Regions from separate parts of the Homo sapiens genome. Here region 2 is linked to region 1. The links are chromatin contacts, found by POLR2A ChIA-PET in ENCODE. All regions are on one chromosome and are shown on one strand. Each heading gives the region's core, a stretch centred on a gene start or an enhancer-like site at or near the end of the contact. The rest is flanking DNA. Distances are from core to core; before and after follow the strand shown.

The links. ChIA-PET counts read pairs that join two places held with the same protein, here RNA polymerase II (POLR2A).
Region 2: POLR2A ChIA-PET joins it to region 1 with 15 read pairs in WTC11. The contact joins two enhancer-like sites. POLR2A ChIA-PET finds 5 or more read pairs at or near these places in 2 of 52 experiments (CD4-positive, alpha-beta T cell and WTC11).

What each region holds. Positions count from the first base shown.
Region 1 is chr17:2,723,390-2,726,473 of GRCh38, forward strand. CCDC92B (coiled-coil domain containing 92B) reads right to left here. Exons shown (of 4, transcript NM_001355573.2): 4 at 1-1,611. The coding sequence ends at 1,022. Among named protein-coding and RNA genes, the nearest start is that of CLUH, 13 kb to the left of the region's middle. Within about 2 kb of position 1,506, at least 12 of the 41 ENCODE cell types and tissues checked have a DNase peak (open chromatin) inside an H3K27ac peak, as active enhancers do.
Region 2 is chr17:3,166,258-3,169,341 of GRCh38, forward strand. The region is part of intron 1 of LOC100288728 (a long non-coding RNA gene); the gene reads right to left. Among named protein-coding and RNA genes, the nearest start is that of OR1A2, 30 kb to the right of the region's middle. Within about 2 kb of position 1,499, at least 2 of the 41 ENCODE cell types and tissues checked have a DNase peak (open chromatin) inside an H3K27ac peak, as active enhancers do.

The sequences.
Region 1 (3,084 bases), core at 256-2,755:
CACGTTGGCCAGGCTGGTCTCGAACTCCTGACCTCAGGTGATCCGCCCACCTCGGCCTCCCAAAGTGCTGGGATTACAGGAGTGAGCCACCGCGCCCAGCCAAGGCTCTCTTCTTCTTGTCTCTGGGTGCAGCCAGCTGATTAGGAAGCCGAGCAACATTAGCACCAATAAACAGGACCAGGAAAACGCCTGGGGCTGCCTCCTGAGAAGGAAGACAGCTCCTGCCTTCCAGAAGCCTGGCCAGCAGCAGGCCTGTCACCTCCCTTCCCCAGCAGAGCTCCCAGTCCCTGCATACCCAGCGGGGTGGCGACTCGGGAAGAGCTGAGCTGGAGACGGCTCTAGACCAAGTCCGGCCAACCAGGCGGTTCTGTAATCCTCTCCCAGGGCCCATGGAAGTTAGGCTTCCATCAGGCGCACTTTTCCCACCAGGGGCTCTGGGAGGACGTGTCTTCTAAAGTGTTCCGTGCTCACCTGCAAGGACCTATCGGCAGGGTCAGGGTGGGGGTAGAAGGACCAGCCCCTAGCCTGGGCCTCTCCTGGGGAGGAAGAAGGCTTGGCGGGAAGGGCGTCGGCGCGGGGGTGGGGGAGGCGGGGGGTGGGGAGCTAGAGGGCCTGGGGCGCCAATGCCACTCTGCGTCCCTTTCCGTAGGCGAGCCCAGCCCTCCCCACCCCACCAAGGATTGTCGGCTTTCCCGGGGAAGGGCGTGGCCCCCGCCCCTCCTGTCTCACAGGCAGGTGGGACCAGGCCAGGATCGGGACGGCGAGTCCTCTCGGTAGAGAAGGTGCCCCCGCTCGGCCCCGCGGAGGAACTCTCGCGCGAGGAGAGGGCTCGAAGCTTTGGAAACGTCGGGAAGTACAAAAGGCTGGCGGTTCGGGGATTTGGGGGGAGCCGGGGCCGCCTCGCCCCGCTTCCTGGAGGAGGGGCGGCTGCCCTCCGACCCGGGACCTGCCTGCGGGGACCGAGCTGCGTCCCTGGCCGGCCCTCCCCGTCCGTCCCGCGTCACCCCGGCCAGCCTGGCGCCTACTCCGGGTCCCCGGGCGCGCTGGGCTGGCTGGGCGCGGGCTGCGGGCCGGCTCGGTCCGGGGGCTCCTGGGGAGGCGGCTGGCGCGGGCTGCGGGCGCTGGGCCGCAGCGGCCTGCGTGCATAGAGGAAGAGCGCGGGGTCGGGCATGGGGTCGGCGTCGTCGAGGGCGCCGGCCCCGCGGTCCCAGGCGGCCCAGTCCCGGCCGGGGCCCTTGGCGGCGGCCTCGTGGGCAGCAGGCGGGCGGCGGGCTCGCAGTGCGCGGCGGCGTGGCCTGGGCTCGGCGGTGGCGCCGGGGCCCGGGCGCGGGGCCTGCAGTCTCTGGCGCGCCGCGTGCAGCTGGCAGGAGAGGTAGGCGGCCGCCTCGGTGTGCTTCTGCAGCTCGGTGCCCAGCACGGTGGCGCGGTGGCTGCGGCGGCGCAGCTCCTCCAGGAAGCGGCGCTCCTCGGTGCGCAGGCTGCAGCGCAGCGCGGACACCAGCGCCTCGCGCTGCGCCACCTCCCGCCGCAGCTCCGCGTTGGCCGCAGCACGCGCCTCCAGCTGCGACTCCAGCGCGCGGCACTTGCTCTCCAGCTCCCGGGACGCCGCCTCTGGAACGGGGCAGAGGCCAGAGGTGACGGTCTCCCCCTGGCTTGGAACAGAACCTGCACGGCTCAGAGCTCCGTGTAACAAAACCCCCAGGCCGGGCGCGGGGCCTCATTTCTGCAATCCCAGCACTTTGGGAGGCCGAGATGGGCAGATGGACTTGAGGTCAGGAGTTCGAGACCAGCCTGGCCAACATGGTGAAACCCAGTCTCTACTAAAAATACAAAAATTAGCCGGGCGTGGTGGTGGTGGTGGTGGGCGCCTGTAATCCCAGCTACTCGGGAGGCTGAGACAGGGGACTCGCTTGAACCGGGGAGGCGGAGGTTGCAGTGAGCCGAGATCACGCCACTGCTCTCCAGCCTAGGTGACACAACGAGATTCCGTCTCAAAAAGCAAAAACAAAAAAACAAAACAAAGCCCCACTCCTCCCCACGTCCCCACCTGCACGTCCTACCGCGCTCCCCCTCCTTCCCCACGCGTCGGCTCAGTGGCCTTCCTTGTTCCGCCCTCGTACCTACTCTACCCTCTGCTTGGTCTCTAATTCTTCAGGTTTCAGCTTAAGTGCAAACCCCTTCCTGGCCCTTTATTCATTCCACAGAGAATTTGTGGAGCCCTGACTTTGTGCATTGTGTTAGGTATTGGAGATAGGGCGCATAATAAAACGGTCTCTGTGAAGCTTATTGCATAGTGGGAGAGACATAGTAAATAATCACAAATACGTGTGAGGTTGCAAATGTGACATGTGGAAAGTCAATGCTGTGACTGTAACTGGAGAATGTGACCTCATCAGGGAAGTCTTCCCAGCAGAAGAGACTTGAGCTAAGATCTGAAGGATAAACAGGAGTTAAGTAGTGAAGACAGGAGAGAAGGATGCTGCAGATGGAGGGAACAGCTTGTGTAAAAGTCCAGAGAGCAAGGGACTGAAAGAGCTGCCAGTGTGCACAGGAAGGGAGTCAGTGTCCTTGTTTCCTCCATAGGGCATTTTATCACGTCTTTTTTTTTTTTTTTTTTTTTTTTTGAGATAGAGTCTTGCTCTGTCGCCAGGCTGGAGTGCAAGTGGTGCAATCTCGGCTCACTGCAACCTTAGCCTTACGGGTTCAAGCAGTTCTCGTGCCTCAGCCTCCCAAGTAGCTGGGATTACAGGTGCACACCACCACACCCAGCTAATTTTTGTATATATATATATATTTTTTTTTTTTTGAGATGGAGTCTTGCTCTCTCGCCCAGGTTGGAGTGCAGTGGCGCAATCTTGGCTCACTGCAAGCTCCACCTCCCGGGTTCAAGCCATTCTCCTGCCTCAGCCTCCTGAGTAGCTGGGACTACAGGCGCCCGCCACCATGCCTGGCTTATTTTTTTTTTTGTATTTTTAGTAGAGACAGGGTTTCACCATGTTAGCCAGGATGGTTTCGATCTCCTGACCTCGTGATCCGCCTGCCTCAGCCTCCCAAAGTGCTGGGATTACAGGCATGAGCCACCGC
Region 2 (3,084 bases), core at 249-2,748, 440 kb after region 1:
TCAAACAAAACAAAAACCAAAACACAAAAACAGAATGGCGAATCCTTTCCAGAAGGTTTTCAGTTTACTTTGCCCAGGTACATCAGTGGAATCACTGTCTATGGCAGCCACAGCCTTACAAAACGTGTTTCTTATATAATAGACTTGAAAATAGACATGACTTGGCCAGGTGCGGTGGTTTGTGCCTGTAATCCCAGCACTTTGGGAGGCCGAGGCAGGCAGATCACCTGAGGTCGGGAGTTCGAGACCAGCCTGACCAACTTGGAGAGACCCCCATCTCCACTGAAAATGCAAAGTTAGCCGGGTGTGGTGTTGCATGCCTGTGGTCCCAGCTACTAGGGAGGCTGAGGCAGAAGAATCACTTGACCCCAGGAGGCGGAGGTTGTGGTGAGCTGAGATCACACCATTGCACTCCAGCCTGGGCAACAAGAGTGAAACTCTTGCTTCAAAGGGGGTACAATTGCTTGGGTTCTGCCCCGCTCTGTCAGGTGGAGTCAGCATTGGCAAAGACTGTGGAGGTCCTCAGTGGGGAAAGGTGTCCAAAGTGGAGAGAGCTCCTGAGACTTAAAAAAAAAAAAAAAAGGAGACATGACTCCCCGATCTACGAGCTGCAGAATGGACGTTGTGTTTGAAAACAACATTAATCTCCTTGTGTGTCTCCATCAGAGTCCTTGAGTGAACAGGTGCATTGTCAATGAGCAGTGATATTTTGAAAGGAATCTTTTTTTTCTGAGCAGCAGGTCTCAACAGTGGCTTACAATATTCGGTAAACCATGCTGTAAACAGATGTGCAGTCATCCAGAATTTTGTTATTCCACTGATAGAGCACAGGCAGAATACATTTAGTATAATCGTTAAGGGCTGTAGGATTTTTGAAATGGTAAAAGAGCATTAGCTTTAACTTCAAGTAACCAGCTGCATTCGATCCTAACAAGAGTCAGTCTGTTCTTTGAACCTGTGAAGCCAGGTCTTGATTTCTCCTCTCTCGCTCAAAAAGTTCTAGATGGCATCTTCTCACACTTGTGTTACGGAGATGGTCCCTTCCTTTTCCCTCCTCTCTCTCTCTCTTTCCCTTCCTTCCTCTATTTCTCTCTTTCTCTTTCTGATGGAGTCTTGCTCTGTCACCCAGGCTGGAGTGCAGTGGCACAATCTCGGCTCACTGCAGCCTCTGCCTCCCAGGTTCAAGCGATTCTCATGTCTCAGCCTCCCAAGTAGCTGGGACTACAGGCATCCGCCACCACACCCAGCTAATTTCTGTATTTTTAGTAGAGACAGGGTTTCACCATATCGGAGATGGCTTATTTTCTTAAACCTTATGAATCAACCTCTGCTAGCTTCCAACTTTTCTTGTGTAGCTTCCTCCCCTCTCTCAGTTTTCATAGAATTGAAGAGAGTCAGGGTATTGCTCTGGATTAGGCTTTGGCTAAAGGGAATGTTTTGGCTGGTTTGATCTTATCCAGACCACTCAACCCCTCTCCACGTCAGTAATAAGACGGTTTCACTTCCTTATCTTTCATAAGTTCACTGGGGTAGCACTTTCACTTTCTTCAAGAACCTTTTCTTTGCATTCACAACTTGGCTGTTTGACGCAAGGCTTAGCTTCCAGTCTATCCCTGCTTTAGACACGCCTTCCTCACTAAGCTTAATAATCTCTCGATTTTGGTTTAAAGTGAGAAAGGTGGGTACAGTGGTGCACACCTGTAATCCCAGCTATTTGTGAGGCTGAGGCAAGAGGGTTTCTCAAGCTCAAGAGTTTGAGACCAGCCTGGGCAATATAGTGAGACCCTGTCTCAAAAATAATAATAAAATAAAGTGAAAGGCATGCAACTCTTCCTTCACTTCAACACTTAAAGGCCATTGTAGGGTTATTGACTGACCTAATTTCAATATTGTTGTGTCTCAGGGAATAGAGAGACCCAAGGAGAGGGACAGAGGCAATGGAATTGCTGGTTGGTGGGGCAGTCAGAACACATACAACATTTATCAGTTAAGTTCACCATCTTACATGGGTGCAGTTCGTGGAGCCAAAAACCAATTACAAGGGTAACATCTAAGGTAAATGATCATAAATCACCATAACAGATATAATAACAAAAAAGTTTTAAATATTGAGAGAATTAATTTGACACAGAGACCTGAAGTGAGCACATGTTGTTGGAAAAATGGCACCAATAGACTTGCTCAAGGCAGGGTTGCCATAAACCTTCAATTTGTAAATTTGAAATATCTTCATACAATAAAATGAGGCATACCTGTATATGAACATTTTTCTGGCATTATTCCATCCCCCAGGCTGGAAAAGCAGGTGCCAAGAGGGATCCTGCCAGCAGCAACTTCCCCTCATGAGGGGAAAAGAAGAGTAGGAGATCCTTCAGGACCTCTCTCCACTTTGGACACCTTTCCCCACTGAGGACCTCCACAGTCTTTGCCAATGCTGACTCCACCTGACACAGCCGGGCAGAGCCCAAGCAATTGCACCCCCATCTCTGGAGACAAAGCAGGAACCGCTGCTACATGCCAATATCCCTGATGAACATAGATACAAAATCCCTGAAGAAATACTAGCAAACCCAATTTAATGGCCCATACACCACAATCCAGTGGGATGTATCCCTAGGGTACAAGAATGATTGACAGATGCAAATCAATCAATGTGATACACCACATTAAGAGAACAAAATAAAAATGTGTTAACAGAATGAATTTTAAAATGAAAGAAATAAATGATCACAGAGACACAAGTGTCTCAACAGAAGTAGAAAAAAACATTTAACAAAATTGAACATTCTTTCTTGATAAAAACTCTCAACAAAATAGCTATAGAGGATGCAGAGGAAGATGGCTCAATAGAAACCTACACTGATCATCCTCCTTGTAAGAACACCAAATTTACAACTATCTACACACAAAAACCACCTTCATGAGATCCAAAATCAGGCAAGCAATCACAGCACCTGTTTTGAACTTCGTATTGCTGAAAGAGGCACTGAAAAGTGTAGGAAAGACAGTCTGGAATTACAGACGTCGCCCTTCTCCCATCCCCCAGCAGTGGCTACATGGTGCAGAGAGAGACTGAGTGCTTGG